2 separate regions of the Homo sapiens genome follow, and region 1 is linked to region 2. Evidence: read pairs that join two places in POLR2A ChIA-PET (ENCODE). Cell type or tissue: PC-9. All regions are shown on one strand. Links, peaks and the distances in the headings refer to the core of each region. The heading gives the core; the rest is flanking DNA. Region 1 overlaps PLEKHA7 (pleckstrin homology domain containing A7). Region 2 has its middle 14 kb from the start of PIK3C2A.

Region 1 (16,696 bases), core at 4,047-12,046, 300 kb before region 2:
ATGAAGTGGAGATAACATTCTGGACTTGGCTTTGAGTTCTTCCAGGCTTGGCTCCAGCTGTAATCTACTGTGTGATCCTGGGCAAGTCACTTAACCACTCTGTCACATTTCCCGACTGTAAAGCAAGAGTGATGTGACATTTTTTAACTGAGTGATTCTGAAACATTCCTATATCTGATGACTTGGCATCCTGGCTAAAATGCAAATTCCTCGGTTTTATTCCCAGGGATTGTGCATTTTTAACAAGCACCCAAGAGGAATCTGTTATAGGTGATTAGCAAATTGCAGTTTGAAACAGCACGAGGAAATCAAAATGTGTGTATCTTTTTTCTAAGCAGGATTTGCCAGTTTGGGGAATGGCATCATCAGCACCCCAGGTGTTAACCCGCAGGCCTCCTCACCTGTGGGAAAACTACAGGGGTTCTCTCAAGGGAGCTTCAACTTCTCTAAGGCTGACAGGGCCAGGGAGCAGGCCAGCCATGAGACAGAAGCTAAGGGGCAGCTGCAACCACAAAAACAGCCCTTCAACCTGGGAGGCTACTCTTGGAACAAAGCTCCAACCACAAACACCCCAGAGGGCATCGGAGAAGGGGTAAGACTCAGGACATCAAGTCGTGTGCATTAGCCAAAAAGGAGTGCAATCTTTCTCAGTCACAAAAAGGAACCCACGGCCAAATCCAAACACACACAGCCAAGGTGCTTATTCACTCATGGCAGTAGTCTTGTCCCTTATTGACTCCTCTGTAAAGAGGTCTCTACAACATTCAAGAGGAAACTGGCAGAAGTGAGGTCTCGGGGATAACAGAGAGCCATGCAGGGTTGAACACTCACTGCAGGCACCCACCTCTTTGACCTGTCTTCTAGACCCAAACTGAAAAGCCATCCTCAATTCACTCAGAGCTCTTTCCCCACGCTCTCCCACCTGCTCCAAAAGCTTGAGAAAAAAGTTAATCCAGTCTCTGTGCTGATGAATCAAATAGAGACACACTCATATCCTGCTTCTTCCTTTTTATCTTTAACCTAAACCAAAGCATCCTCATCCCGTCCACGGCACCTGCTTAATTACCAAGCAGAGCGACACAGCCAGAGCACACCCTGGTAACAGAAATGGGCACAAGATACATCTCTGGAGGCTTCCCATCAAGCCAATCCCTCACATGAAAGCCCTGATGCAATGCTCTCATTTGGCACTTTACCCTTTCTGCTTCCAAAAAGGATGTGGAGTAACCTACTGCTGCAGATGTCACAGGCTTCTACTATGTATCTTCCCATAAAGGGAAACTGCTGATAGGGTATGGCAGACACACCTTACTCCTTATTCAGTGGAATGTTTCTAAAATGATGCCAGAGCCCCAGTCCAGACCAAATAAATCAGAATCTCTGGCACTAGGTCCCAGACATATTTTTTAAAAGCTCCCCAAGGCATTCTAATGTGCAGCCAGGGGTGGCACTCACTGGGCTAAGGCCTTGCAGTGGGGACTTTGGCCTCCAACTTCAACCCACTAAGCTAAAAGTACAGTGACATTCAGCACCAAAGAGAATTTGGTATAACTATAAAGGGAGACAGAAAAAGCTTCCCCTCTTCAAAAGGATGAATAATACTCTGACATGGATATTTTAAATGGGAGCTGAAGAGCAGAGAACTAGCTTCTTTACTGAGTGCCCAAAACCACTGGGTTTTGCCTCTTAAATGCTGACTTCATTTCAATCAAGACCTACACTGTACGAGACACGGAAGGAGGGAATAGCAAAGTGTAAAACAAGGCATCTCATCTTACGTGTGTAGAACTTCCAAGGACAAGCTGGGAGCATCAAGCAGTTAACATTAAGGCAGGATCTCCAGGTGCTGTGATAGAGGGGAGGGCAGGGAGCTGGAGGTCAGTCAGCCCAGACTGGGTCCCCGGGAGGCTTCAGGCTCCATCTCCTCTGGGCTTCTAGCCATGCTCAGATATTCTCACAGGTGCTGCAAGGACTCAATTCCCAGACTCTTTCCTGTGTGACTCGCTCCACCCTGCTGGCCAATTGCCAGCCAGCTCTAAAATGCCTAAGTGAGGGGACACAAGGGGCCTCTTGCTGCCCATGAAGTTGCAGCTATATTCATTTCTCTTCCAAATTAACATCCTACTGCTCCATAATAAAGCTGTCAGCTCTCAACAATGGACCCACGCTAAGAAAGGTGGCCAAGGCTGTTCTGGTAGAGGGCACAGCTGCTTTATGCCAAGGGTGGGAGGCCCAGGGTGGGACCTTTCCCTCCCACAATGACAGCCGGATTTCCTATTACCAGAATGTTCTCAAACGCCCCTCCTTGCCTGGCCATCTTCCTTCACTGTACATTTACCGCTTGGCCAATGCAATTGGGGCTGAAATGCAATTAGTCCCTGCTCCAGCCACATTTTTTTTTCCCCCAAAGAATGAATCTGATAGACCCACAGCATCCAGAGGAGAGTGCCACTCTGAATGCTAATTGCCCCCACAAGTTCTGCAGAGGGCGCGGGAGATGCTGGCCCGCACAGCATGGGCACTCTAGGATTCAGAAACCCTACCTGGTGTTATCAGCAGCAACTCGATGCAAGGACTGCCCTCCCAGTCTCGACAGCAGTAGCCAGAGACCCTCAAATTTCCTCCAGGGTAACATAAGGCTGGCAGCTGGCGTCGCAGTGGTCACGGGAGAGAGGTGAACAAGGCTGCCTGCAGACAGTGCGCAGCTTTGCTCTGTTCCACTCCACTGAGGGGAAGCGACAGCAGGTGAGGATTTAAAATGCAGCAGATGAGATTTAGGTTAGATTCACAGATGAACTTCCTGACAGAGAGAGAAGCACTGGAAAGGCTGACCCAGTACTTAAATTTCACTGGCAAACCACAAGAGGCTGATTGTACTGTCCGCCAGGAAGCAAGTGAGCAGCAAGGAGGCAGCCTTCTGTGCACAATGGTCAGAAGCAGGGACCTCACCCAAGCTGGCCTGCAGCCGCCTCACCACACCATAACTTTTTTGCTTTTTAATATAAGGTAAATAGAAGAGTCCACCAAAATACACTTTTAAATGTGCTTATTCTTTGATCTAGGAATCCCAGTTCCAGGAATTTAAGAAAATCGTTCTTTAAAAAGTGAAATATTTTTATGTATTTTAGGAGAAAAGTAGAAGCAATCTAAATGCCTAACTATGGAACAGGGAATGATTAAGAATATTATGGCATGTGTGCACCACAGACTGTTATGTACCAAATAAAAATGTTCTTAAGGAATATGTAATGATCTGGGAAATACACATGATATCGTAAGTGCATAAAGCATATTTAAAAAAAAAGCTTATGTGCATTTGAAAAAAGAAGAAAGGGAAATTTACCAAAACGTTAGCAGTAATCACCCCTGGACTTAGAAGTAGACATTTTTTTCTTTCTTGATACTTTCCCAATATTCTAAAATAAGCACATTATTTGAATAATTAGAAAACATCGACATTTAAAGTGGGAAAAAAAAATCAGTCTCATCTGTGACGTACCTCAGCGCCATAAATCTATTTCATCGGCACAGCCATTATTCCCAGAAAGCAAACCGGTGACACTCAATCTCGTACTTGGCAAGACAAACATTCTCGCTTCCAAAATGGCCCTGCGTACCCACTGCAGCCACCAGAAAAACACTGATCAGCATCTCCTTCCAGGAAGCACAGGGTCTTCCCCCTCAATAATTCATGGGGGTCTCATTCTATGGCCAGACCTTCCTTCACATCCAACTACAATGTGCCTAAGTGAGTCTGAAAGGCAAGGGAGAAATGTGGAATCCTGCAAAGAATTGGGACTTATTGGATTAACCCCGGGAAATACTAAAGTGATCTAGAGTTCACCACTATTTATCAATGTCCACTGCATACCAGGAAAGGGACAGGATGCTTTCACATGCTCTGCAACATGGGAATCATTAGCCCTGTTTTACATATGAGAAAATGGAGGTTACGGAACTCCAGCCAACTTGCCTCAAATCACACAGATGGTTAAGTGGCAGGGCTGGGACTAAATGCTTGTCACTTGACCCCAAGACAAGAAAGGTTTTTCTCCTCAGCAGCCTCCAGCATTCATGTCTTTGGAGAAAACATGATGCAGGCCACACCTCTCTCTCCTAGACTTATACCCCACTCCCAGTGCCCTGAGACAGGCCACTCTGCTGTTTCTTGCCCACTTTCTATCTCCACCACTACCCACAGATGCAAATATAATAGCCCCATGTGGACACCTCAATGATCCCCTGTGGCCGAATTCCCCAACCCACCTCAATGACCCTTAAGGGGATGGGGTTCACTATCAAGGCCCTCTCCAGAGGTGTCTGAGACACGTTGCCTTCAGGCAACATTGCCCTGAACTCACAACATCTCTGAGGCAGGCTGGCCTCTTATCTCCTTTTACAGACAGGAAAACAGATTGGTAAGTAGGTTGACCTGCTCTAAGTCTAATAAGAAGCAGACCTAGGACTAGAACTCAGGTCCTCTCATATCTGGCCAAGTGGACTTTTTTATTTTTAATTTATTATTATTATACTTTAAGTTTTAGGGTACATGTGCACGATGTGCAGGTTTGTTACATATGTATACATGTGCCATGCTGGTGCGCTGCACCCACTAACTCGTCATCTAGCATTAGGCATATCTCCCAATGCTATCCCTCCCCCCTCCCCCCACCCCACAACAGTCCCCAGAGTGTGATGTTCCCCTTCCTGTGTCCATGTGCTCTCATTGTTCAATTCCCACCTATGAGTGAGAATATGCAGTGTTTGGTTTTTTGTTCTTGCGATAGTTTACTGAGAATGATGATTTCCAATTTCATCCATGTCCCTACAAAGGACATGAACTCATCATTTTTTATGGCTGCATAATATTCCATGGTATATATGTGCCACATTTTCTTAATCCAGTCTATCATTGTTGGACATTTGGGTTGGTTCCAAGTCTTTGCTATTGTGAATAATGCCGCAATAAACATACGTGTGCATGTGTCTTTATAGCAGCATGATTTATAGTCCTTTGGGTATATACCCATTAATGGGATGGCTGGGTCAAATGGTATTTCTAGTTCTAGATCCCTGAGGAATCGCCACACTGACTTCCACAATGGTTGAACTAGTTTACAGTCCCACCAACAGTGTAAAAGTGTTCCTATTTCTCCACATCCTCTCCAGCACCTGTTGTTTCCTGACTTTTTAATGATTGCCATTCTAACTGGTGTGAGATGGTATCTCATTGTGGTTTTGATTTGCATTTCTCTGATGGCCAGTGATGGTGAGCATTGTTTCATGTGTTTTTTGGCTGCATAAAGGTCTTCTTTTGAGAAGTGTCTGTTCATGTCCTTCGCCCACTTGTTAATGGGGTTGTTTGTTTTTTCTTGTAAATTTGAGTTCATTGTAGATTCTGGATATTAGCCCTTTGTCAGATGAGTAGGTTGCGAAAATTTTCTCCCATTTTGTAGGTTGCCTGTTCACTCTGATGGTAGTTTCTTTGGCTGTGCAGAAGCGCCAAGTGGACTTTCTACCGCAGAAAACCATGCTCAGAACATGGGCTCTGACACCTAAAGACCTGGATTCGAATCTCAGCCCCACTACTTACAAGCTGTGTGCTGTTGGGCCTGATTAACTTAAGTCTCATTTCCCTCAATCATAGGATGAGGAAAACAGTCCCTACCTCAGGCAATTGTTTTGAAGATTAGATCGGACAATGTGTAAAAAAGCCACGGCAGTGCCTGGAACAATCAACTCTATTATCACACAACCCTGAAGAGGAAACAGGACTTTTCAACCTATCTCCCCAATTATGCAAGGCCCAAAAGGCTTAAGTCTGAAAACAGCCACAGAGACTGCACCAATTTAGATGGAACCAGCTTTCTCCCTTGCAAGGACTGCCAGTAAGCTCCACCTAGTTTTCTGATCTGACTGAGATGACATTGATGCTCTTTTTTTCCCACCATAAAGGCTCTTCCCTGCCCACCTTCCTCCAACTTATCCTCAGTGGCACCCCTGAGGTCAGGCTGGATTAGGTCCCACAGAATCCTGGATTAATAGCCCTATTCGGACACTACCACTATTATCAAAAGTGGCTTTTGAGGCCGGGCACGGTGGCTCACACCTGTAATCCCAACCCTTTGGGAGGCCGAGGCGGGTGGATCAATTGAGGTCAGGAGTTCAAAACAAACCTGGCCAACACAGTGAAACCCTGTCTCTACAAAAAATACAAAAATTAGCCGGGCTTGGTGGCAGGTACCTGTAACCCCAGCTACTTGGGAGGCTGAGTCAGGAGAATCACTTGAATCCAGGAGGTGGAATTTGCAGTGAGCCAAATTCACGCCACTGCCCTCCAGCCTGGGTGACACAGCAAGACCCTGTCTCAAAAAAATAAAAAATAAAAAATTGGCCGTTGACTTGCCTGTCTTCCCCACTAGAATGAGAGCTGCTTGAAGGCAGAGATATGCTGTATTCACTGTTCATCTTCTGTGTCTATCTATATTAGCTTCCTATTGCTGCTATAACAAATTATCATAAATTTAGGTACTTATAACAACACAAATTTATCATCCTAAGGTTTCGGAGGTCAGATATCCAAAATCAGTCTTATTGGACTGAAATCAAAGAGTCAGCAGAGCCGTGCTCCTCAGGAGGCCCTAGGGCAGAATCCATTCCTTGCCTCTTCCAGCTTCTAGAGGCTGCCCACATTCCTTGGCTCAAGGGCACAATGCTCCAACCTCTACTACCCTCCTCATATTTCCTTCCCTTACTCTGATCTTATAAGGACCCTTCTGATTACATGGGCCCACCCAGATAATCCAGAATGATCTTCCCATCCCAAAGTCCTTCCCTTCATCATATCCGAAAGTCCCTTTTCCCATATAAGGTAACATATTCACAGGTTCTGGGTATTAGCACATGGACATCTTTTGGAGGAGCCCATCATCTGGCCCACTCCACTATCATAGCACTTACCACATGGCAGATGCACAGTGACTGTTTGCCTTGTGCAAGAGGCCATGCTCCATGTAGTCCTAAAGCACTAAGAAGTTGAACCTTCTTGGTTGGTTTAGGAGGGACCCAAAGCTTGGATCCCATTGTTCTAGACAAAATGTCCCACAAGGGGCCCTGAAAGTCATTCTTCTCTCTATAACCTACAGCTCCAGGTTTCTTCAGCTAACGTGGAAGCAGCCCACATCTCACCTCCACAGCTCCACTCTAGGTAAATGCCTACTAGTTGATTCTCTGAACTCTGAAAGTATGGATAGATGACTCAATCTCAAGAGTCATTCACAATCTACATCTTCCTGGGGCTCACAATTCACATGGCGTCATCACAACACGGACAGAAGCAGGATAAGGGTTCTGTCACTGAATAGCATGAGTCAGATTTGATAAATACTGCACATTCTTTAAAATTCTATCAAAATCAAGCCTTAAATTAGCAGGCTACAGCAACAACCTAGCAACCCAACCACGTTCATTTCCACTTGAGCCTGGTACCTTCAAATCCCAACAGGAGTCAGACCTAGGAGGAGAAAGGTCCTAGGCTCACTCACCTTGTGGAAGGCAGCAGGTGGCTATAAGGGGCAACTGAAGCAGCCCAAGCTGGGATCTGAACCTTCACTCTCCAACCTATCCTCTGTAACCTTGAGCTTGTTAATCAACTTCTCTGAGCTTTCTCAATATATACACATCAGTACAATGAGCCCGTTGATACTGACCAGCTGGTAAAATGCCCAGCAAGTAGTAGGTTTTCACTAAGGGTTGGCTCCCTTCTACTTGCCCCTGAAATAATAAAGCTGGCCAGGCAGGTGAATCCATTAGGAGGAAGTGTAAACTGGTGTAAATGCACTGTTTCCCTAACATTAACCACACATTGCTCACACCGCCTCTGTAATTTCTGCCACATCTTGTCCAACCTGTACTTCCACTTTTTTCCTTTAAATAGACCACAAGGACTCTAGCTATATCCTAAGCATAACAGCTGCCAAATGATGACTTTGATGTTCTAGTTATATTTTTCTTCAAACACACATGAAAAACATTACATACTCACATAAAAAAAAAACTATTAAGAAATATTCACCCCTAGGCCCAGCACGGTGGCTCATGCCTATAATGCCAGCACTTTGGGAGGCCAAGGTGGGTGGATCACCTGAGGTCAGGAGTTTGAGACCAGCCTTGCCAAGATGATGAAACCCCATCTCTACTAAAAAATACAAAAAAATTAGCTGGGCTTGGTGGCAGATGCCTGTAATTCCAGCTACCTGGGAGGCTGAGGCAGGAGAATCGCTTGTACCTGGGAGGCGGAGGTTGCAGTGAGCTGAGATCACGCCATTGCACTCCAGCCTGGGTGACAAGAGTGAAACTCTGTCTCAAAAGAAAGAAAAGAAAAGAAAGATTCACCCCTGTATTACCCCATATCATTGCACACTTTGGGAAACTCTGGTGAAAAGAAAACTTGGGTTCTGGTCCTCACTTAACTAAAAACTATTCTGTATGCCCAGGTCACTTCTCTTCTCTGAGACTCAGTTTTCTCCAGTAAGAAAATAAAAAGAACCAGATGCAGTGGCTGGTGCCTGTAATCCCAGCTTCTCAGGAGACAGGCAGGAGGATCACTTGAGGCCAGGAGTTCTAGACCAGCCTGGGCAACATAGTGAGATCTCACCTCTAAAAAAAGAAAAACACTTAGCCAAGCATGGTAGCTCACACCTGTAGTCCTATCTTCTTGGGGGGCTGAGTCAGGAGCCCAGGAGTTGGATGCTGCAGTGAGCTATGATCACACCACTGCACTCCAGTCTGGGTAACAGAGCAAGACCTCATCTCTTAAAATTAAAAATTTGAGAAAAAAAGAAAGTAAAAAGGATAGTCTAGATAACCTTTCCATTCCCCTCCAGTTCCAATACTCAGATTTATTATCAAATGACCCAAATAAACAAAAGATTCTAAGCAGGGAAAAAAAAGACAACAAATATTACTCAATATAATTAGAATCAGAGAGAGAGAAAGGATGAGAGAGGGAATGACAAAGAGATATGTACCATCTCTTCCTTCTTCACAAAGGACTTTGACTTTGAGCTTCCCTTCTCTGGGATTTGTGATACCAGCCGTTTTTCATAACAGAGGACACTTACTTTTGTAATGGGACAACCTGGATTTGGATCACAGCTTGGGTGGCTGCTAGTTTTATCACCTTAGGCAAACTAACCTCTGAGTTTCTACAATTATAAAATGGGCAATGCCTCCTTCACAAGGTTGATGGGGGATTAAATGTGAGTAACTTGTATAAAGCACATGGAAAGGGCTGGCTATCAGAAATGTTTGTTATTACTACTCTACCTGTACTAATTGGTTGAGTACACATCTGCCTCTCCCACTTAATTGTAAATTCCGAAGAGAGGAATGGCTTGCTCATCTCTTTCCCCTACAGTGCCTAGCACAGTGCTTTACATAAAATAAAGAGCTTCACCTGAATTTGTAGAGAATCAAAGCTTACAGAAAGAATGCCTGTTCCAAGGGAGGAAATTAGATATGCCCAGAGATGTATAAATAACAAGCAAATAGCAAATCTCCCCTGACAAAAACAAATGTCCCCATTTCTAAACAAACAAAACAAAGAGAAAAGGTTTTTCAAAATCCATCAAAATATGGACAGTGGTTGTCTTTGGTGCTTGGTCCTTAATTTCCTCCATCTTCTTTGTAGTATAATATTCTAAATTTCCCACAAAGTGTACATAATAGGAAAAATTATTTAAATTATTGTCAGGACAAATAAGACCACTTGCCTCTGAGTCCGAAAAGTCAGGGACCTGGAGTCCAGTCTCTGCCATTACATATCTGACTACCTGACTTCAGACGTGTCACTCCAAGTTCCAGTAAAGTGACAGGAACTATGCCCACTCTGACGACACCAGCAGGCTGCTACAGGAGCAGAGTGCACAGCTCCATGCCGTGGAAACTCTTTCTTTGCTAACCAGAGCCCTAGAATCTCTTAAGCACACCTAGAGCCTCACCCGTGGTATCTCACTTTTTATTCCAAACCAGACCTGTATTGCTTTATTGGTGTCACACCTGCATAAATGTTGTTCATGTAATAAAAAGAGAAAATAACCCACAAAGTGACAGCCTTTTTGTAATCTTATAAACATGCTACAAAAGTAATGAGAATGAATTCGGGGCTGTAATCATAACTCCGTTAATGAGCAATGCCTGTGTCTGAAACACCACCAGCTGGGAGCCCTTATTTTCGCAGGGCGTTTTTTTGTTGTTGTTGTTCCTTTTACATTTTTTTTCTAACACATTGAGAACTTCAGACCTCTGTTCACTGGCAGATCATCTGGAACAGAGCAAAACAGCTTACCAGATGCGTCAGAAAGAAAGATGGGACCTTGAAAACTCTGAGCCTAACAGTCATCTCTAGACCAAACATTTCCCCTGCCTAAACTCAAATCAAACTAGCAACCTCTTTCTTAAAAGGAACTACTAGCTAGGGTGAGTGCAAAAAGGGTTACAATCCCATGCAAGTGATGCTTAAAAGTCACAGACAAGAAGGCACTGTGTCCATCAGCCCCACAGACCCTATGGATGAGGGGGCAGAGAGGGGCACAAAAATAGCAAACTTATTTTACAAATTTATGTTCAGACTTAGCCTGGGATATTAGAATAGGTCAGTGGAAGAAAGGCAGCATGCAAACATATTTGTAGGAACTTTAGTTTATTCCTACTTTGGGAGATAGGTCTTCAGATGCATGACTTCCAGTAAGGAGTCAGCTATCCAACAATAACAATTACAATCCCTAACAGCTCAACTTCTTCATTAATGAAATGTGGACAATAATTAAGTTGCATCATAACTTGCTGTGAGAATTCAATGAGATAATATATGAACATACTGAGATCACTGTCTGGTATCTAGTTAGCTATCAATAATATGCAATGCTGCATTACAGTTGAGCATACGTTGTCCTGTTTGAGCATAAGAACAACTGTGTGAGGCAGGTTTTATTATTCTCAAAGGACACTGGCTCAAAGAGATAAAAGGACTCGTCTAGAGTCACGCAGCTAAAATGTGACAGGTATCCAGTTGCTCTTAGGACTAATATTCCCTAATCCTGGCTGGACCAGAGAAGGCTGCTTCAGCAGGAGTTTGAGCAGGTGACCTTTCCAGTTCAGCTATGCTGTATGCCTGCGTCAGAGATTCAGGGTTCTCCAAGGCCTCTTTGAATATCTGGAGGCTGGAAACAGGTTTGATATGGAAGTCAGATGAAACCCTTCTAGGACAGTTGTCTCATCTGAACCTAGGAGCCCAGGTATGGCCTCTGGTAGCAGCACAAAATACATTCTTATTTTCTACATTTAAAAAACAAAACAAAAAAACCTCTCAGCTAATGATCCAAGGACTCTCTAGCTGCCTTAATTAATGAAAAATAATAGCTATCAATTGGTAAGTACTGCATTAAATCCTTTACAATCATCTCATACAATTCTCACAATTGTCCTGAGGATGGGGGAGTGGCCTTGTCCCTACTTAACAAATAGGCAAAGAAACTGAGACTCAGAGAAGCTGAAGGACACAAAGCTAGTAAGTAGCAGAGACTGAATTTGAGCCCAAGCCTCCAAAGAAATTGCCACACTGCTTCAATTAACCCCTCATTCTCTCTCCCCTCATTCCTGGGTACTCACAGGGTATAGGCCTGGAACACTGGCTTCTTTTCCCTTCACCAGATATAGTACAAACCCTAGGTTGGAACTTTGTGCTTTTGCAAACCAAGACTGCAAGTGCTGCCAGGGTCTTTAGTCTATTTCTCCTCCCGATCTTGCCTGAGTCAGAACAAACCATCAGAGCACCCTTCTCTTAGCCTAGGGAGCTTCTCCTGCCACCCATCCCAGGTAAAGGCTCCCTGCCACAGCTGCTACTGAGGAACTCAGTAACCACCATCAACCAAGTACCTCTTTTAAGAGGGAAGAGAGAAGACAAGCTAAGGAGCTGGTGCAGAGGAGAGACAGGCTGCCCCTTTCCCCTGAGAGCAAGGGGAGTCAGGCCCCAGGACAGAGGCCTCCACTGATGTTGGACTCACCATAGCCTGCTCCATCCAGTGCAGACATTAGGAGCAAGACACATGGGGAATTTCCAAGCTAGCCCTACTCAGTCCTCTGACCTCACAATCCATAGTGACCATGACATCCTCACCCCACCATTCCACAGTCTGATACCTGCCTCACTTTCCCCCTAACCTATAACCTCTGATGCCCTCTCACTCTCAGTGCCCTAGGGACCCCGCTACCCACCTACTCTTTCCGGGAATCACTTTGGGTAGTAGCTGCCCCAGGCCATCTTGGCTGGGCCATTATCCACAAATATGCAGCCATGGCCAGCAGGCCAAAAGGTGAGACGTTAGACGGCTGGCTTGAGCAGACTTTTCATAATAGAAAAACCTTGTTCCTAATCAAGGCCATCTTCAAATCCTCAACTCACAGAGTACCAGCAGCTCAGGGCAGGGTTGGAGAAGGTGGCACTCTACAAGCAAGAGCCCTGTGTGTTAGGGGAGGGCTGCCATGGAGTGTACACACCGCAAACCCAGGTGGCAGGGCAGGTGGCACTGATTCCCCAACAAACCAGGGTTTCAGAGTCAACAGCCTCTTTAAAGTCAAGCCTTCCTTCACTCATTTTCTCCCTGGAAGGCTGGAGTGAGGTAGGGACTGGAGCAGCCCAGCCCATGGAGAGCAGAGCAGAGAGGCAGGCGAACTCAGCAAACCAAGTCACTGAGAAAGGGGATAGAAAATTGGGAGGAGGGGGAGGGAGCACAGCAGCCTGTCTGGAAGCACCTCTCTGATACACAGCCCACACCCAGTGCTAAAATCTGCCTTCCTGCGCTCCTTGCCTGCAGTAAGCCCACCCTATTCCCCACACTTCTTGCCTTTGCCCCTCCCCGCCTTACATAAACTCAGCCGCCTCTTGCACTCCCCAGAATGTCAACTTCCAAGACATGCTCATCTTCCTCATCGCACTTACTCTACAGTCCAGTCCTTCCACCCTTCCGTTAACAGGACTGAAAACTCTATCCTAAGCCAGCACATAGCTTCCCAGGTCTCTAAGGCACAATGCTACCAGGAAGGCTGAGTTTCACAACTATTCTAAGGCCCTGGCTGGGGTAAAAAATCTCCTCAGGTCTGTCTCTAACCAACCCCCGTCCCTCCCACCTCCCCAGAGCCCAGCCTGGTCCACAGCCCTCCATTTAAGGCTGGGCCCTTCCACTCCCACTCATTAGGGCCCCACCCAGAAATACCCCAGCACACAAACAGGACACCTTGTACAACTATCAGTCTTAGACCCACCCTCTCTCTGATAAGGACAGGAGGGAAACTGAAACTGCCTGAGGGAGGAGCCTCACTCCACCTTCTCTATTTCCCACCTGGACCTTTCTGCTCCCCTCCTACTGAGGGGCCTGGGAGAGACAAGTCAGGTGACACCTGACAGACACCTCTTCCTCTGCCCACAGCCCCCAGGCCTGAAAATACACCCGAGGGCACTGGCGGAGCACGCAAGGAGGTTTTCAGGCACCATGGCTGGGACAGGGCAACATTTTTCTATTTTTCAGAATGTTTCAGACTCTACCTGCTGAGAGGACTCAGGTCTCCTACACCTGGTCTGGAAGCTGCCTTGAGGAAGGGGATGGGAGTGAGATGCATTTAGGAAGGCAAAGGAGGAGGGGTACAGACGGGTTCTAAAGTAGATTAAAAACTGAGGGATGCACCCTTTCTGCCCTCTGGGAGGAGATGGGGCTGTCCCACCGACAACGAAAGGGGAACCCTTCGGGGGCAGTGCTGGTGCCTTGGGGGAATGCCCTTATCCTTCTAGGGAAATAGACTGCAACACCTTGGGCTTAAACCTTGCCTTGCCAAAGCCAAAAAAGAAAGGGGGAGGCCTGCAACCCACCAATCTCATTTTCAGATTTCCTCTCTCCAGCTTAGACACATTAATAATTAACTTGCCTACCTAGGAGCTTGCCGGCGTTGCCATAAAAGATGAGTAATGGCACCGGAGTCCCAGCCCTATGCCCGCGGGCTTCAGGGCTCGGGGCTGGGACGGGCGCCTGGAACAAAGCCTCTGCATTCCTCCGGGAAGGTGTGTCTGAAACCAGAGCTGTCACAGGCGAGAAGCTGACCCCTTACCTCCTCCGTAGCCGGCTCCTGGCAAGTGTGGGTGTAGAGGAAGGGCAGGCGCCCCTGCACACTTGGCGGAACGCTTGGCGGGGTCGCCTTTGCCCACCTCCCGGTCCCCACCCTCTCCACTGCTGGCCAGTTGCTGTCCCCGCAGCCCGCACGCCTGCGGGGCCGTGGGGTCCCCAACCACAGCCGATTTTGGGAAGCGGCGCTCTCTGCTGCTGAGGTAATCCTGTTAACAAGAACGCAGTCTGTACTTGGAGACCCGATTTTTAAAAACAACAACGGCTCCCTTGGCGTCCTTCCCGAGGAGTAACCCAAAGCCGGGCGCCGGCTCAATGAATTCTCTTGCAGAAACTCCAGCGGCCAGCTACGGCTCCCTCGCTCATGGCTGGCCGGGGACTAGCCGGCTCCAGTCACGCCCGCGCCCAGACACAAAGCACCCCCAAAAGGAGCCCGTGCACCCTGCGCCCTGTCGGCTCGACAACCCGCAGACCCCCCGAAAGTTACAGCGCGCACACACACCTGCAGGCCCCCCTTGGTCGCTCCTGCCAGACCCCCAGCGTGGCGGGGCACGCGTCCCAGGGAGGACAGCTCCGCGGCTCCATGCGACTGCTTCGCGAGCCCGGGCGGGCCACCGGTCAGCGGCGCTGGGCTACGGAGCGCGCCGGGGCCTCAGCTCGCCCGCGGCGCATCGCGCGCCCTCCTCCTCCTCGCCGGGGCCTTTCCGAGGAGCCCACACCCACTTGACATCAGCACCGATCAAAGCACGTGGCGCAGCGCCAGACAGCGGACCCCAGCGGTCCAGAGCGCGCCCCAGGTGCTGCCGTTCGGCCAGGACGGCGCGTCCGAGCCCAGCACATTCCTTTCCTCGTAGAGGATGCTGCAAGTGGGAGGGGTAGAGAGGCTGAGGAGGGGGAGGGAAAAGGGCGGAGGGGCAGGACCTGCGGCCTCAGAACTGCGCTGTTCTGGCGTCTAGCCAGACACCAGCAGACCTGTCATCCGTTGCCGCAAGTGCCCATCGGCTGGGAAGACCAGGCTGCAGGAGACCCGGGTTGCTGTCGTCTCCCCTCCAAGAGTCCTGACCTTGAATGCTCTTCCCCACAATGATTCAAGGAGTCTTCTAACAATCCCTGGTAAATTGCGGGAACGGATTCTGACAAGCCAGGAATGAAGACTTGGTTGGATGTGACTGCGACCTCATCGCCCAGGAGGCCGCTATCAGGCACCCAGCGAAGGAGACCATACCCTCTGGCTTGTCTCTGCCCTCGCAACCTCAACTATGTCTCTTTTCTTTCTCTCTTTTCTCAATGCCCTTGGCAATAAGGGATCACTCTCCTGGTCCTGCAGGCAATCAGAACTACAGCACCTCTCAGCAGCCCACACACACTTCTAATTCATTCATTAGCACCCGTCCAAATATTCACACATGCAAACATTTAAGGGTTAGTATATGCCAGGAGCAACAGATAATCTTCCTACACTCACAGTGCTTCTACTCTAGTCAGGGAGACCTATATTAAATACAGAACAAGGTAATTACCATTGTTGCGAGGGGATTACAGAGGTGTTATAAGAATGCACCAGGGAGCCTTAAGTCTTGGCAGTCAAGAAAGGATCCCTGACGAAGTGATACTTGACAAAGCTGAGACGTTACCCAGTGAGTGGGAAAGTTCAGGCAAAACCACTGGGTATTAAAGTGTAAGCTTGCTTCCATTCACAGGTGGAGATGATTAGGCAGAAGTGGAAATGCCATGCTAGGCACATCTGGGCTTTTATCCAGGTGGGGCATAGGGTGGCTCCCAGGCCCTAGAAGAGAGCCTGGCTATCTGTCCAAAGAGGCCCTTATGTCTGTTTTCTCATCTCTCCCTGATCCATGGCTGTCCTACCTCTGCAAAAGAGCGCTGTACAGGAATTTGGGAACCTTCACTTGAGGCTCCAACTCAGTCATCAATTTGCTGTGTGGCCATACAGAAATCCCTTCCACTCTCTGGTATCAGTGTCTCTATCTAAAATAAGAGGTTGGGTCAGGCGTGGTAGCGCTAGCCCGCAGCCATAGCTAGTCAGGAGGCTGAGGCGGGGGTGGGGGCAGGGAGGGAATGGCTTGAGCCCAGGAATTTGAGACTGCGGTGATCTGTGATGCACTCCATCCTGGGTGACAAAGCGAGATCTTGTCTCAAAACAAAATAAAAATAAAATGAGAGGTTGGATTAGGACATTGTTTCTCCATATATTTTTTTAAACCATACTTCCTTTTGGATAAATATACAAATGCCATTCCCATTCTTCTATGGTGACCAAATTATTTTCCAAATCAAAAATTATAATAGTGAATACGCTTTTTAAAACTATATATGCCCTTTAAGTATTAAGCAATATTCTGTTTTTAGATGTCTGCTGAAGATAGCTTGGAGGCCAGAGTAAAGAAATGGCCTCCAAAGCCCACCCTTCTGTTATCTTTCCCCACCCTCCCCCACAACCCAGCCACCAGCACTTATCATCTCTAGCCTCGTTTCATGTACTCTTTCCAGGATAAATTGGCCAG
Region 2 (16,696 bases), core at 3,814-11,813:
TTGGTTCTTTCTTTTTTTATTTTTCACACAGGGTCTCACTCTGCCACCCAGGCTGGAGTGCAGTGGCACGATCTCGGCTCCCTGCAACCTCCGTCTCCTGGGTTCAAGCGATTCTCCTACCTCAGCCTCCCGAGTAGCTGGGACTACATGCGCGCCACCATGCCCAGCTAATTTTTATATTTTTAGTAGAGTTGAGGTCTAACCATGTTGGCTAGGCTGGTCTCAAATTCCTGACCTTAAATGATCCGCCCACCTTGGCCTCCCAAAGTGCTGGGATTACCTGTGTGAGCCACTGCGCCTGGCCTAAGATTGGTTCTTTCGGAGCACCCAACTTCTGAGGGTTGCCAGGGAAATAATTTGTTCCAGGTCTCTCTCCTTGACATGTAGATGGTCATTGTCTCCTGTCTTCATATTGTCTTCCCTCCTTAAATGTCTCTATCCAAATTTCTGCTTCTTTAAGGAGACCAGTCATATTGGATTAGGGCCCCCACTAATGATGTCATTTTATCTTAATTACTTTGTAAAGACCCTGCCTCTAAATGAGGTCACATTCTGAGATATTAAGGGTTAGAAATTAATCATATGAGTTTGGGGGGAGGGTACACAATTCCACCCATATGTTCCATGAAAGGGCTATATATGCAAAGCAACCTGCAGACACAAAAGGAACCAAGAAACCAAAGAATAAGGAAGACAAATCTGGTTTGTTGGTATAGAGTATTTTATTAGGGAGCTTACGGACAAAAGTATGGTCTTCGGTGGCCACAAGACAGGTAGTTCTTCACACCACAAACCCCCTGATCCAGGGCTTATATTTTGAATCATACATGCTCTGGGAGAAATGTGTAGATGGTTATGGACCTCACAGCCTGTGATTTATGCAATGACATCAGGGGTGGTTTTGAAGGAAAGACAAAACTTACAGTGAATAGGTGTTTCTACATAAAGAGTAATAACTAGACATCTTGGAGGTATTCCTGGACTGGGGGTTAGTCAGGAGTCACATGGCAGATTAGCATCTAAAATACAGTCACTCTTGTCCCCACACCATAAAAATCATGTGATGGGAAAAGAGTGAAAACAACTAAATGCTCATCAATAGGGAATGGGTAAATAGGTTATGGTATATCATAAAATGGAATACTATGCAGCTGTTAAAAAGATGTACTGATAAGAATATTTTCCATTGTGGAATAATCTCCAATATATTTTATTAAGGGAAAAGGGCAAGTTGCCAAGTAATCTATGGCATGCCAGTATTTATGTTAAAAAATGGAATGTGTTGTAATAGCATAGGATATCTCTGGAAATATACACAAATATACACAAGAAACTGGTAATAGTGGCTACATACGTAAAGAGGAACTGGGAGCCTGAGGGTCAGCAATAGGAGGGAGCCTTTTTACTATATACTCCTGTTGTACAGGTTGACTTTGTTACCATGGGCATGTATTACTTTCAAATTAAAAAAGAAAGAAGTAGGTGCAGCAAACCACCATGGCAAATGTATACCTGTGTAACAAACCTGCACGTTCTGCATATGTATCCCAGAACTTAAAGTAAAATAAAAAAAGAAGCATAAGGGAGCTTGGTAATTTTGGTATGAAGTATATTTAGTCTGAACAAAACTGAAGTTTATGTCTATGTTTTTAAAGTTGATGTTGGCTGGGCGCCAGTGGCTCACGCCTGTAATCACAGCACTTTGGGGGGCCGAGGCGGATCACAAGGTCAGGAGTTCGAGATCAGCCTGACCAACATGGTGAAACCCCGTCTCTACTAAAAATACAAAAATTAGCTGGGTGTGGTGGTGCACGCCTGTAGTCCCAGCTACTCAGGAGGCTGAGGCAGGAGAATCGCTTGAACCCGGGAGGTGGAGGTTGCAGTGAGCCGAGATCGCACCATTGCATTCCAGCCTGGGTGACAGAGGAGACTACGTCTCAAAAAAAAAAAAAAAAATTTTTTTTTTTAAGGGAGCCAAAAGGTACATACAGATTTTTCAACTGTGTAGGGGTCAGTTCTCCTAATGCCCTCATTGTTCAAGGATGAAGTGTACTAAAAGTAAACAAATGCCAACCTTGAAATTCTGTACACAGTGAAAATATCACTTAAAATAAATCTTAAAAAAAAAGTTGATGTCTATGTTTTCTCTTCTCGAAGCTTCCCCACCCAGTCTCTCTCCCTTTGACCCTTACACACATAACTTCCCTCTCTCCCTTAATCTTACACCTTCTCCAGCTTCTGCCTTCTTCCCTGCTTCCTATTATAATGAAACTCAGAAGAACTACCTGTACTTGCTGACCCTACCTTCTTACTCTTTTGGGATTTTATATCCTCTGTATACTGAAATGTTTCATCAAGTTGCTAATGACCCACATTTTGCCCAAGTCCGGTCAAGTCTCTGTCCCCATCTTTCCAGACCACTCAGCAGTGTTTCACTGTAGTGACCATTCCTTCCTGGAAGCACTTTGTTCTGTAGGCTTTTATGACATCAGATCCCCCTAGTTTTCCTTCTACCTCCCTGCGTACCACTTAGTCTCTTATCAGTTCCTTCCCTTCTATCAGACCTCTAAAGGTAGGAGAGCTCTAAGACTTCATCTTCAGCTTTTTTTTTTTTTTGAGATGGAGCCTCGCTCCCATCGCGCAGGCTGGAGTGCAGTGGCGTGATCTCGGCTCACTGCAACCTCCACCTCCTGGGTTCAAGCGATTCTCCTTCCTCAGCCTCCCGAGCAGCTGGGATTACAGGTGTGCGCCGCTACACCTGGCTAATTTTTGTATTTTTAGTAGAGACAGAGTTTCGCCGTGTTGGCCAGGGTGGTTTTGATCTCCTGACCTCAGGTGATCCACCCGCCTTGGCCTCCCAAAGTGCTAGGATTAGAGGCATGAGCCACTGCACCCAGCCTCTTTTTTTTTCTTTGATTTTATGGTTCAACTAGGTGAGTTCAAGATCCATGGTTTTAAGTACCATTCCTAGGTCAATCATTCTGAAATTTATATCTCCAGCCCCTGACTAGTCCTCTGTAGAACTCTAGATTTGTGTAACTGTCTACCTCATTTGGATGTTTGATAAGCAACTCAAAATGAGCACAAATTGAGAACTCTCAATTTATCACCCTATATCTGTTCCCCACTTTCCCATCCCCTCATCATCCCCAATATTTACCCGCCTAAATAATTGGCACCATCAGCCCAGTTACATAGGCCAGGTCAGGAGTCATCCTTGATTCCTCTCATTCTCCCATATCCCAGTCAATAGTTCCTACTGGCTCTATCTCCAAAATACATCCTAAAGCCAAACCTGACCCTTCTTGCCATCTCACTCCTGTAATCCTAGTCTAAGCCACCATCTAACTGGTCTTCCTGCATCCAGTCTTAACCCCTTAAGTTTGTACCCCATGCAATTCTTGGCATGATTTGAAATGGTAAATCACTGAGTGGGTGGCTCATGCCTGCAACTCCAACACTTTGGGAGGCAGAGGCAGGATGATCACTTGAGGCCAGGAGTTTGAAACCAGCTTCGGCAACATAACAAGACCCCATCTCTACAAAAAATAAAATAATTATCCAGGTGTGGTGGTGCATGCCTGTAGTCCCAGCTACTCAGAAGGGTGAGGCAGAAGGATCACTTGAGCCCAGGAGTTCGAACCGGCAGTGAGCGATGATCGCACCACTGCACTCCAGCTGGGCGACAAGAAGGAGACTCTGTCTCTAATGTAATAAATAAAATGAAATGATAAATCAGCTGTAAATCACAGCTGCCAAGAAGGCTGAGATGGGAGGATTACCTGAGCCCAAGTTTGAGACTAGCCTGGGCAACATAGTGACTCTCATCTCTAAAAAAAAATTTTTTTAAATAGCTGGGCATGGTGATGCGCTCCCATATTCCCAGCTACACAGAAGGCTGAGGAAGGAGGATTCATTGCACTCATGTGTTTGAGGCTGCAGTGAGCTATGATTGGACCACTGCACTCCAGCCTGGGCAACAAAGGGAAACCATGTCTCTTAAAAAAAAGAATAATAATAAAAGGTAAATCAGATCACCTCACCAACTGGTTGAACTCACTAGTAGCTTTCCATTGCACTTAGAATAAACCTTCCCTTTGCTTCCAAAGCCTTACAAACCTGATCCAGTTTACCTCTCCTGTATCGCTCTGCCCCTTGACCACTGTTCCAGCAACAGCAGCCTTCTTTCATTCCTAAACAGCCAAGAATATGCAAGCTCACTCCTGCTCTAATGACTTTGCACTAGCTATTCCCTTGCCTGAAATGCTGTCCCTTTGAGTGTGACTGGCTCCTTTTTGTCCTTCATATCTCTGGTTAAATGTTACCTCCTGAGAATTTCACTGACCACCCAGTCTAAAATACTCACCTCGTCCCTATATATATAGCGTGACTTTATTTTAATGCTCTGTGAAGCACTGACTACCTCCTGATACTTTTCTTATTTATTTATTTTAGGTATTTATTTTCCCACACTAGAATGTAAGCTCAATGACAGCAGGGACTTTGTCTTGTTCACCATTAATTCCTTTGCATCTAGAGCAGTGCTTGGCTCAGAGAGCCTAATAATTGTTAAGTGAATGAATGAAATTACTTCCATTTATATTTAATACCTTTTCCCCTTCAGTTAAAACAACATAGCCAAGACTTTCCTCTTGTATAGAAATTCACATGATTTTTTTTTTTTTTTTGAGACAGAATCTCACTCTGTCACCTAGGCTGGAGTGTAGTGATATGATCACATCTCACTGCAGCCTCAACTTCCTGGGCTCAAGCAATCCTCCCATCTCAGCCTCTTGAGTAGCTGGGACTACGGGTGCACTCCACCACACTGGGCTAATTAAAATAATTTTTTTAGAGACAAGGTCTCACCATATTGCCCAGGTTGGTCTCGAACCTCTGGGCTCAAGCAATCCTCCCCGCTTGGCCTCCCAAAGTGTTGGGATTGGAGGCATGAGCCACTGCACCTGGCCTGAGCATGAATTATGAAAGACTAATATTATTTCAGTGGAAGCCCTGCCTTGTAAACCAGTGGTGAGGAGCATTTGTATTGCACTGAATAATTTTTTAAATTCAGTTGTGAGTTACTATATAAAACCTAAAATTAAGTTAGAAAAATTTCAAAGAACTATCAACTGTTTCTTTGATATGCCTTTAAAAAGGATGGCCATTTTGTGCATCATTAAAGTATGATGTGTAGGCTGTGACTCACAAGAGGAATAGCCAACCTACTCTTTTCTCTCCTCCTCTTCCCCTCCCCAGAATATCATAAAGAAACAGGTGATAGGTACTTGGAAGAGTAGCTAACATTTGCTGAGAGCTTGCTATGTGCTAGATATTTTATTTTATTTTATATTTTATGTTATGTTACTTTATTTTATTTTTATTTTATTTTGAGACAAGGTCTCACTCTGTTCCCCAGGCTAAAGTGCAGTGGCATGATCACAGCTCACTGCAGGCTTGACCTCCCCAGGCTCAAGTGATCCTCCCACCTCAGCCTCCCAAGTATCTGTGACTACAGGTATGCACCAGCACACCCAGCTAATATTTGTATTTTTTGTAGAGACAGAGTTTTGCCATGTTGCCCAGGCTGGTCCTGAACTCCTGGGCTCAAGTGATCCGCCCACCTCAGCCTCCCAAAGTGCTGGGATTATAGGCATGAGCCACTGTGCCCAACCAACATTTAATAAATTAACTCATTTAACCTTCAGAACAACCTTATGAGAGACAATTCTAATTCCCACTTAACAGATATGAGGTACAGAGAGGTTAAGTAACTTGCCTGGGTCACATGGTTAATGAGTGGTAGAGCTGGGCAGGCTGACTCCAATGTCTGAGCTTTTAATCATCTTACCATGCTGCCTTGGGGAATGCATGTCAGTGGGTCTGAATGTTTGTCGCCACTTTAGTCCTTTGGGACTACAAAGGAGAGTAAATAAGGAAAAATACATGGGGGTTTGGAGCTAAGTGTCAAATCCAATCAAGTCCAAATTCCAGAGGTTTTCCTTTTTTATGCCATGGACCGTTTTGGTAGTCAGGGAGTCTATAGACCCCCTACTCAGAATAATGTTTTTACATACAAAGCTAAAATAGAATTGGAAACCTATTATAGTGAAATACAGTTCTCAAAATATTAAATCACCATGTGGGATATAATATACATGCTTTTTGTTGATATATTAAAAAGATCTAATGGCAGTCTAATGACTACCATAATTTCATAGCAGTATGAACACAAATGATATTTCAAGATAGTTTTAACTGCAATAATGTGACATAGAAATATCTGGGATGTGGTCGGGCACAGTGGCTCACACCTGTAATCCCAGCACTTTGGGAGACCGAGGCAGGCAGATCACTTGAGGTCATGAGTTCGAGACCAGCCTAGCCAACATGGTGAAACCCTGTCTCTACCAAAAATATAAAAAATTAGCCAGGTGTGGTGGTGCATGCCTGTAATCCCAGCTACTTGGGAGGCTGAGGCAGGAGAATCGCTTGAACCCAGGACGGGGAGGTTGCAGTGAGCTGAGATCATACCACTGCACTCCAGCCTGGGCCACAGAGCGAGACTCCATTTAAAAAAAAGAAAAATATCTGGGATATCTGTTAGTGACAAAGTCACAGATACAGCTAGTACTGCTATGACTTGTGGCCTACATTAGTAAGGGAAGGAATTGCTAAGTTTCTATTTGAGATTAGTGAAAATAAAGACATGATATTTTTTCCTTCCCATTCAAGTTCATAGGCCTCTTGAATTCCATCCATGGATTTCTTTGGGGAAGGGAGTTTTGGTGGAGACAGATCTATATACCCCCAGGTTATTATTCCCTGCCACCGAGCCTGGGAGCAGTTTCTGGATATACGGTAGTGACCCGGTGTATGGACAAGAAGTAGATGCAGGGAATTGACCAGGAATTACTGGGAAGAGGGATTCAGTGGTGTGAACTGGTCACCCCTTCCCATAAGCCTGATGATTGAAAAAGGACAATGAGTGACCAGGCGTGGTGGCTCACGCCTGTAATCCCAGCACTTTGGGAGGCCAAGGCGGGTGGATCACCTGAGGTCAGGAGTTTGAGACCAGCCTGACTAACATGGTAAAACCCTGCCTCTACTAAAAATACAAAATTAGCCTGGCTTGGTGGCACATGCCTGTAATCCAGCTACTTAGGAGTCTGAGGCAGGAGAATGCAGTGTGATAGCCCAAAAAGAAGGCAGAGGTTGCAGTGAGCTGAGATCGCGCCCCCGCACTCCAGCCTGGCCAACAAGAGAGAAACTCTGTCTCAAAAAAAAAAAAAAAAAAGGACAATGAGAAAATAAATGAAGTAAAATTTGTTTCTGTGATATCTGAGATAATCTTTTAGATGTGTTTCTAACATTTCCCCAAATGAAGTAAATTATTACACAAAATTACGAAGTTAAAGCAAATTTGGAAAAAAAAAAAACAGTTACAAGTGGACAGAAGTCTATTTTGGCATTCTGAGTGTCTGCAGCTTTGGGACAAATGAGAGGCAGGATCCCTGGGCAGGATCAGCACACTCATGGTAGCAAGCGCTCCTCATTCTGCCCCCAGTTCTGCCCCCACAGCTTCAAACATGGTGGGCTGACAACAATATGGAGGTCGGAGAAGAAGAACAATTTCAGAGCATGTCTGAGACAACCCAAGGTGCTGAAAAATGTACTGAAGCTCTACAGTGATGGAGGCATGGATCAGCACTATGCAGATAGAAACATAAATGTGACATCATTTGTAATTGCAGTCTGAATGAGTTAGAAAAAAATTAGGATATTCTTACGTGGAAGCTAAATCTTAATACCACTAGGAAGATTTGTAATAATAACAATGATAGTTAACGTGAATGGAATGGTTACTATTTGTCAGGCACTGTTAGAAGTACAGTACTTTACATGCATTAACATATTTAATTCCTAGAGCAAACTTACGAAGTAAGTGCTGTTAATATCTTCATTTTACAAGCAAGGAAACCGAAGTGCAGAGAGGTAGAAGTAAATTATTTTTTTAAAAATGACACTTATTTGGGCCTACATGTCACCCAGCAGCCAGGGGAAAAAAAAAAGACATTTATTCTAAAACAGAGTAGAAGTATATTCTTTTTTTCTTTTTTAAAATACTTTTTTTGTACAGAGCAGTTGAAATGTAAGAAGTATATTCTTTTGTTTTGTTTTTTGAGACAGAGTCTCAGTCTGTCACCTAAGCTGGAGTACAGTGGTGCAATCTCAACTCACTGCAACCTCTGCCTCCCGGGTTCAAGCAATTCTCCCTGCCTCAGCCTCCCCAGTAGCTGGGATTACAGGTGCCCACCAGCACGCCCGGCCAATTTTTTTATTTTTTAGTAGAGGCAAGGTTTTGCCATGTTGGCCAGGCTGGTCTCGAACTCCTGACCTCAGGTGATCCACCTACCTCAGCCTCCCTAAGTACTGGGATTACAGGCATGAGCCACTGCACCTGTCCTAGAAGTATAATTCTTGACTGTATTAGTTAAATGCTATATTGACTTTATGCTAGCTGCTGTAAAAATAAGCTTTGAAACCTCAATGGCTTAACACAATCGGAGTGTATTTCTCTCCGCATAAGCCCAATATGAGGTTGGGTGTTGAGAAACTCAGAATGATGAAAGTCTGCTGTCTTCACTATATCAGCATCACTCTGAGGTTTCTTGCACCTTCATTTGAAGGTGAAATGCATCAAATTCCACTGGTCAGAACTACTTGCCCATGACTAACTAAAAGGGAAGCTGGGAAATGTAGCTGAACTGTGGTCCAACAGGGGAAAAAAATGGTTTGGTAACCAGCTAGCCAGTATTTGTCATGCCAGCAGATCAGACAACTTTATTGGTTCAAGCAGAGAGCTTCCCTTTTTTTTTTCAAAAGGTGCTCCTTAACAAACTGAAACAACTTTTAAATGAGCTTAGTTCATGGTCTTTTGTTAAGAAGAAGTCCTTTATTTTTATGTTGTAGATATGATATTATTACCACCCAGTCCTTCTGTATAATTATTGTCAGAAAGCATGGCTTGAGAACAACTCTTTTTATATTCAAATACTGTTTTTGGTAACTGTTCTCCAGTATTTTGATTTACTGTCAAAAAATTTATATAGCATACAAATAATGCACTTATCTGGTAAGTAAATTTCTTAGCTAATTTATTAAGATATTCTCTTGACTTCTGGGAGCTAGAATGATCTTGACTACATTTATGTGGAAGAACTTTGGGGCCTGAGACATCACTTGTCCATGTGTTTAAGTGAGTCCAGATCTATTTCTGAAGAAAGTCTTGTCTTTGCACATGTACCTTCTTAGGCCTATTTCCAAATGGCAGTGGGATGGCCTTCTTTTTGGGCTATCGCACTGTTAGATGCCTCATTGCTCTGAAAGAATGTCAGTCCTACCTTCAGCCCCATTGAGTGCTAAATCAACTATTACTCAGCAGCAAAATCATTTCCATTCTAGTTTCTTACCAGAAAAATAACTTCAAACTTTCTCTGCACTTTATTTATCAAAAGCTCAAGTGAAAAAAAATAATACTCATTGGGGATTACTTGAAGGATAAGTAATCTATCCACTTCTCTAAACAATCTAAATGTTATCCCTTATTTATGACTATTAGAATAAGCTATGTAGCTGGATTGCCCCTGTCTCTTGTAGAATTGCTTGTGCTGAATTGCATTTTGGTTTTACACACCAAAGCTGGTTGTAAGAGATGGCCCTAGGAATCTTGCTGTTGTAGTTATTGTAAGGATGTTGTTGAGGACTTTGACCACTATGTTATAGAGTGACTCATAATTAGGGAAAATTTCTCTCGGATCTTATTACCAGGAAGCTATGTTTCTCTTAAGAGCTACTTCATTTTGGCTGGGCACAGTGGCTCACGCCTATAATCCCAGCACTTTGGGAGGCCAAGGCGGACAGAGCATGAGGTCAGGAGATCGAGACCATCCTGGCTAACACGGTAAAACCCCGTCTCTACTAAAAATACAAAAAATTAGCCGGGCGTGGTGGCGGGCACCTGTAGTCCCAGCTACTCGGGAGGCTGAGGCAGGAGAATGGCGTGAACACGGGAGGCAGAGCTTGCAGTGAGCCGAGATCGTGCCACTGCACTCCAGCCTGGGCGACAGAGCAAGACTCTGTCTCAAAAAAAAAAAAAAAAATGAGCTCTTTTATTTTTATCAAAGGGAAAGTAAATTTCATCATTGTTCAGATTTCCCTATGGCTTTGTCCCTGGAAGCTCAGAATCAAATTTACGGCCCAGGTCTAGCTATTGTCTAGAACTATATAATATGCACTTTTGTGTGTCATCATAACAGTTGGTTTTAGCTTATTTTCCTTCTCCTGCTTGCCTTTACTTCTTTCCTCCACACCAATTACTTAACCCATTATTTCATGTTACATTTCTATAAATTGCTTCAAAGACTTTAGAAACATAGGAATTATATGTTTGAGCATGTACTTACATGTATATGCTTAAAGTAATGCTCAAATATTTCGAATAACAAAAGATGTTGAAATACATGTTCCCTTAAACACTATTATTGCATATTTTTCATTAAAAGTTTTGCATTGGAATTCATGTTTCTTTTCTTTTTTTTTTTTTCTTTTTGAGACAGAGCCTTGCTCTGTTGCCAGGCTCGAGTGCAGTGGCACAATCTCGGCTCACTGCAACCTCCACCTCCCAGGTTCAAGCGATTCTCCTGCCTCAGTCTCCCAAGTAGCTGGGACTACAGGTGTGTGCCACCACACCCAGCTAATTTTTTTTCAGCTAATTTTTTTTTTTTTTTTTGAAATGGAGTCTCACTCTGTTGCCCAGGCTGGAGTGCAGTGGCACAATCTCGGCTCACTGCAACCTCTGCCTCCCAGGTTCAAGCAATTCTCCTGCCTCAGCCTCCTGAGTAGCTGAGATTACAGGTGTGCACTACCATGCCTGGCTAATTTTTGTATTTTTGGTAGAGACGGGGTTTTGCCATGTTGGTCAGGCTGCTCTCCAATTCCTGACCTCATGATCCACCCACCTCAGCCTCCCAAAGTGTTGGGATTACAGGGATTACAGGTGTGAGCCACCGTGCCTGGCTTTTTTTTTTTTTTGGGAGACGGAGTTTTGCTCTTGTTGCCCAGGCTGGAGTGCAATGGTGTAATCTCGGCTCACTGCAACCTCCACCTCCCGGGTTCAAGTGATTCTCCTGCCTCAACCTCCCGAGTAGCTGGGATTACAGGCACGCGCCACCATGCCTGGCTAATTTTGTATTTTTATTAGAGATGGGGTTTCTCCATGTTGGTTAGGCTGGTCCCGAACTCCCGACCTCAGGTGATTTGCCCGCCTCGGCCTCCCAAAGTGCTGGGATTACAGGCATGAGCCACTGCACCCAGCCTTGTTTCTTTCTTTATACTCCACTGCTTCTCTCCTCCAACCCATGCTGCAGACTGCTCCCACCCTTGCTTTTTCTTAAGCTATTCCCTGTTCCTTCCTCTCCTCATTGCCAAATCTTCCTCCAAGGGCCTCAGCCCTAGCTGCTCTGTCAGAATGGAATGTTCTTTCCTGACAGACTTCTTATCAGTTCCTTGCCAACTACACAGAGAGACTTCCTGACCCTCATCCTCTCTAAAGCTGACTCTTGTCCCCTGCTCGCCCTACCTCATATATAAACAGCACCTTGCTTACTTTCTTCGCTATATTCTGTCATCATTTTCTTATTAATTCCCTTGGTGGTTATATGTCTACTCAACTAGAGGGTGAACTCCGTGAGGGTAAGTACCATGTTGTTTGCTTTTTTGTTGTTGTTAAGAGACAGGGTCTCACTGTGCGGCTCAGGCTGGTCTTTTTTTTTTTTTTTTTTCCCAAGACGGAGTCTTGCTCTGTTGCCCAGGCTGGAGTGCAGTGGCATGACCTCAGCTCACTGCACGCTCCACCTCCCAGGTTCAAGTGATTCTCCTGCTTCAGCCTCATGAGTAGCTGGACTACAGGCACCTGCCACCATGCCCAGCTAATTTTTATATTTTTAGTAGAGAAGGAGTTTCACCATGTTGGCCAGGCTCGTCTCAAACTCCTGACCTCGTGATCCACCTGCCTCAGCCTCCCAAAGTGCTGGGATTACAGGTGTGACCCACCATGCCCAGCCTCAGGCTGGTCTTTATCTCCGGCCTCAACCATCCTCTTGCCTTAGCCTCTTGAGTAGCTGGGATTAAGGCATGAGCCACTGTTCCCAGCAATCCAGGTCTTCAGATGCATGAATAAATTGTTGAGCCTATGAACTGCAGAAAACCTCTTCTAACTCTTCTGTACTCTCAGGAATATTCCCTTTTCAAAACTCCTGAATTTACTCCTATCTTGTCCGAACCTAGTCACTCGGCACGTTTAAAGCCCTCAATACCTCTTTGTTTCGTGTTTCAGGATGGATTTCCCCAATTACTTTGTAAGTTTTAAATTATTTGGCTAATAGATTATTAGAGGAACACTGAAGGTACAGGCAGTGGAATCTGGATATCAGCAGGGGATTTAAATAGTCTCATATTCATGAGGGTGCGCGAACCTTTATGCTAACTCAGAACTCCAGAGTTAGTATAAAGATTATTGTAAGCAGAACACATTTGAGATTCAATAGAATCATAAAGAATCCTTCTCGGAGCTTCCCTTATGTGACTAAAAGCAGCAACTTCTGAGAAATGAGGTATCATGAATTCTCCCTCCAGGGAAGTTTTACGGCCTTGAAGAAGGCAGAAAGACCACTCATAGTTATGTGGCCAAATATTATCACAAACTTTGGCTCTCATTTGTTCTCTTAAAAACTCACTTGTGGCTGGGTGTGGTGGCTCACACCTGTAATCCCAGCACTTTGGGAACCCGGGGCGGGCGGATCACAAGTTCAGGAGTTCGAGACCAGCCTGACCAACATGGTGAAACCCAGTATCTACTAAAAATACAAAAATTAGCCAGGCATGGTGGCATGTGCCTGTAATCCCAGCTACTCAGGAGGCTGAGGCAGGAGAATCGCTTAAACCCGGGAGGCGGAGCTTGCAGTGAGTTGAGATCGCACCACTGTACTCCAGCCTGGGCGACAGAGCAAGACTCTGTCTCAAAAAAAACCCCACTTGTATTTCCTTTAAAAACCTATTTGTCCTTCCCATGGGACTCTTTTCTTCCTCCTCCTTCCCCTACTGTTAGATATAGCCACAAATTCTTTTTTTTTTTTCTTTTTGAGACGGAGTCTTGCTCTGTCACCCAGGCTGGAATGCAGTGGTGTGATCTCGGCTCACTTCAACTTCCACCTCCTGGGTTGAAGCAATTCTCCCACCTCAGCCTCCCGAGTAGCTGGGACTATAGGCGTGCACCACCACGCCTGACAAATTTTTGTATTTTTAGTAGAGGGGTTTCACCACGTTGGCCAGACTGCTCTCGAACTCCTGACCTCAAGTGATCCACTCATTTCGGCCTCCCAAAGTTCTGGGATTACAGGCATGTGCCACTGTGCCCAGCCATAAGCCACAAATTCTAGCCACCTTTTTGAGTTACTCATCACTGAGCGTTCCCACACATATGTGCATTGCATGCGTGAACTCTTATTAATTTGTCTTTTGTCAGTTTAATTTGCAGGCCTCCAGTAATTGAATAGAGGAGGGTAGAAGAGGCCAGCTGCGGTGGCTCATGCCTGTAATTCCAGCACTTTGGGAGGCCAAAGTGGGCTGATCACTTCAGGCCAGGAGTTCAAGACCAGCCTGGGCAACATGGCGAAACCTCATCTCTACTAAAAATACAAAAATTAGCTGAGCGTGGTGGTGCATGCCTGGAGTCCCAGCTACTCAGGAGGCTGAGGCAGGAGAATCACTGGCACCCGGGAAGCAGAGGTTGCAGTAAGCCTAGATCGCACCACTGCACTCCAGCCTGGGCGACAGAGCAAGACTCTGTCTTAAAAAAAAATGAAGAAGAAGAAAAGGGTAGAAGAAAAGGGCAATGATAGAAGGACAAGAAGGGGAGGTAGAAAGGGAACTTACATTTTTTGAGAACCACTTAGATTAGGCAAAACACGTCATAGGAAGATATATTTCACCTCCTTTTTTTTTTCTTTTTGTTGTTGTTGTTGTTGAGATAGGGTCTCACTCTGTCACCCAGGCTGGAGTATAGCGGCACGATCACAGCTCAGTCTCCCAAAGTGCTAGAATTACAGGCATGAGCCACTATACCTGGCATCCCCTCCCTTTTTTTTTTTTTTTTTTCAGATGGAGTCTTGCTCTGTCACCCAGGCTGGAGTGCAGTGACACAATCTCAGCTCACTGCAAGCTCCGCCTCCTGGGTTCACGCCATTCTCCTGGCTCAGCCTCCCAAGTAGCTGGGACTACAGGCGCTGGCCACCACACCTGGTTAATTTTTTATGTTTTTAGTACAGACGGGGTTTCTCCATGTTGGTCAGGCTGGTCTCGAACTCCTGACCTCAGGTGATCTGCCCGCCCCGGCCTCCCAGAGTTCTGGGATTACGGGCGTGAGCCACTGCACCCGGCCAGTCACCTCCCTTTTTTAAACAATGGGAGCAAGCAAAGGGTAGAGTGAGTTTCCTTGAGACATCATTAACTCAACAAAATGTTTTGAGTGTGTTTCATGTGCCAGGTATCCTAAGAACTAGGGATGGAGCATGAATAAGACTTTGTTCCTGTTCTCATGGTATTGACAATTTAGCAGAGGCCAGGAGGAATCCATCTGAAAAAAAAGTTCCGTCAGGCCTGGATCAGAGATTCTAGCCCTGAACAGAAGCCGCACTCAGTAGAGTAAGTGAACATTTACAGAGGACTTACTATATGTTAGACACCATGCTAATCACTGTATACAGCATCCATGTTCCCTTAAAAACCCCAGATCCGCCTCTTCTCTGAGAAAACACCAAATGGCGTGACGCCGGTGCAGTTGGGGGGCCCGGAGGCCCTGGTGGCCCTGGGATGGGGAACCGCGGTGGCTTCCGCGGAGGTTTCGGCAGTGGCATCCGGGGCCAGGGTAGCGGCCGTGGACTGGGCCTGGGCCAGGGCCGCAGAGCTCGCGGAGGCAAGGCCGAGGATAAGGAGTGGATGCCCGTCACCAAGCTGGGCCGCTTTGTCAAAGACGTGAAGATCAAGTCCCTGGAGGAGATCTATCTCTTCTCCCTGCCCATTAAGGAATCAGAGATCATTGACTTTTTCCTGGCGGCTTCTCTCAAGGATGAGATTTTGAAGATTATGCCAGTGCAGAAGCAGACCCGTGCCGGCCAGCGCACCAGGTTCAAGGCGTTTGTTGCTGTCGGGGACTACAATGGCCACGTCGGTCTGGGTGTTAAGTGCTCCAAAGTGGTGGCCACCGCCATCCGTGGGGCCATCATCCTGGCCAAGCTCTCTATTGTCCCCGTGCGCAGAGGCTACTGGGGGAACAAGATCAGCAAGCCCCACACCGTCCCTTGCAAGGTGACAGGCCGCTGCGGCTCTGTGCTGGTGCGCCTCATCCCTGCACCCAGGGGCACTGGCATCGTCTCCGCACCTGTGCCCAAGGAGCTGCTCATGATGGCTGGTATCGATGACTGCTACACCTCAGACCGGGGCTGCACTGCCACCCTGGGCAACTTCACCAAGGCCACCTTTGATGCAATTTCTAAGACCTACAGCTACCTGACCCCTGACCTCTGGAAGGAGACTGTATTTACCAAGTCTACCTATCAGGAATTCACTGACCACCTCGTCAAGACCCACACCAGAGTCTCCGTGCAGTGGACCCAGGCTCTAGCTGTGGCTACAACATAGGGTTTTTATACAAGAAAAATAAAGTGAATTAAGCGTGAAAAAAAAAATTACACCCAGATCCATGGCTGGGCATGGTGGCTCACACCTGTAATCCCAGCACTTTGGGAGGCCGAGGCAGGTGGATCACCTGAGGTCAGGAGTTTGAGACCGGCCTGGCCAACATGGTGAAACCCAGTCTCTACTAAAAAAATACAAAAATTAGCCAGGCGTGGTGGTGCATGCTTGTAATCCCAGCTACTTGGGAGGCTGAGGCGGGAAGATCGCTTGAACCTGGGAGGTGGAGGTTGCAGTGAGCCAAGATCGTGCCGCTGCACTCCAGCCTGGGTGACAGAGCAAGACTCTGTCTCAAAAACAACACAAAACAAAAAACCCACAGATCCTGAGGGGGGAAACATGGCAGTTCTTGGCCTCCTCCGGGGCCCTGAGTATTGCTATACACACAGGAGACATTCAGTACCCAAGTGATTATTGATATAATTCAAGAGATTCAATGGTAATGAATCACCAGAGCAAGACGGTGTCTCACTCTCTTGCCCAGGCTGGAGTGCAGTGACCAGATCATAGCTCACTGCAGCCTTAACTCCTGGGCTCAAGGGATCTTCTTGCCTCAGCTTCCTGAGTAGCTGGGACCATAGGCAGTTGCCACCACACACAGCTATTTTTTAAAAACTTTTTTTGTAGAGATGGGGGTCTCTTCATCTTGCCCAGGCTGGTCTCAAACTCCTGGGCTCAAGCAATCCTCCTACCACAGCCTCCCAAGTAGCTAGGACTCATGTGTACAGCTAATTTTTTTTTTCTTTGAGGCAGGGTTTCACTCCTGTCTCCCAGGCTGGAGTGCAGTGATGCCATCTCTGCTCACTGCAACCTCTGCCTCCCCGGTTCAGGAAATCCTCCTGCCTTAGCCTCCCGAGTAGCCGAGACTACAGACGCACACCAC

Evidence for each region. Peaks named below come from ENCODE experiments on the same cell type or tissue, not always from the same donor. Only the 100,000 strongest peaks of a DNase experiment are listed, where the experiment ranks them.
Region 1: POLR2A ChIA-PET joins it to region 2 with 5 read pairs; 3 of 35 experiments call an interaction of 5 or more read pairs at or near these places.

Annotation. Positions count from the first base shown.
Region 1 is chr11:16,910,850-16,927,545 of GRCh38, forward strand. The region is part of intron 3 of PLEKHA7 (pleckstrin homology domain containing A7); the gene reads right to left. SNORD147 (small nucleolar RNA, C/D box 147) reads right to left here and starts at 15,173; the gene lies at 15,089-15,173. RefSeq lists an enhancer at 13,817-14,428. In PC-9, for the core only: no CTCF peak of the experiment used is centred there; DNase peaks (open chromatin) are centred at 7,322 and 7,912; H3K4me3 peaks cover 800 bases; H3K27ac peaks cover 4,285 bases.
Region 2 is chr11:17,213,393-17,230,088 of GRCh38, forward strand. It overlaps the pseudogene RPS2P40. Among named protein-coding and RNA genes, the nearest start is that of PIK3C2A, 14 kb to the left of the region's middle. In PC-9, for the core only: no CTCF peak of the experiment used is centred there; no DNase peak of the experiment used is centred there.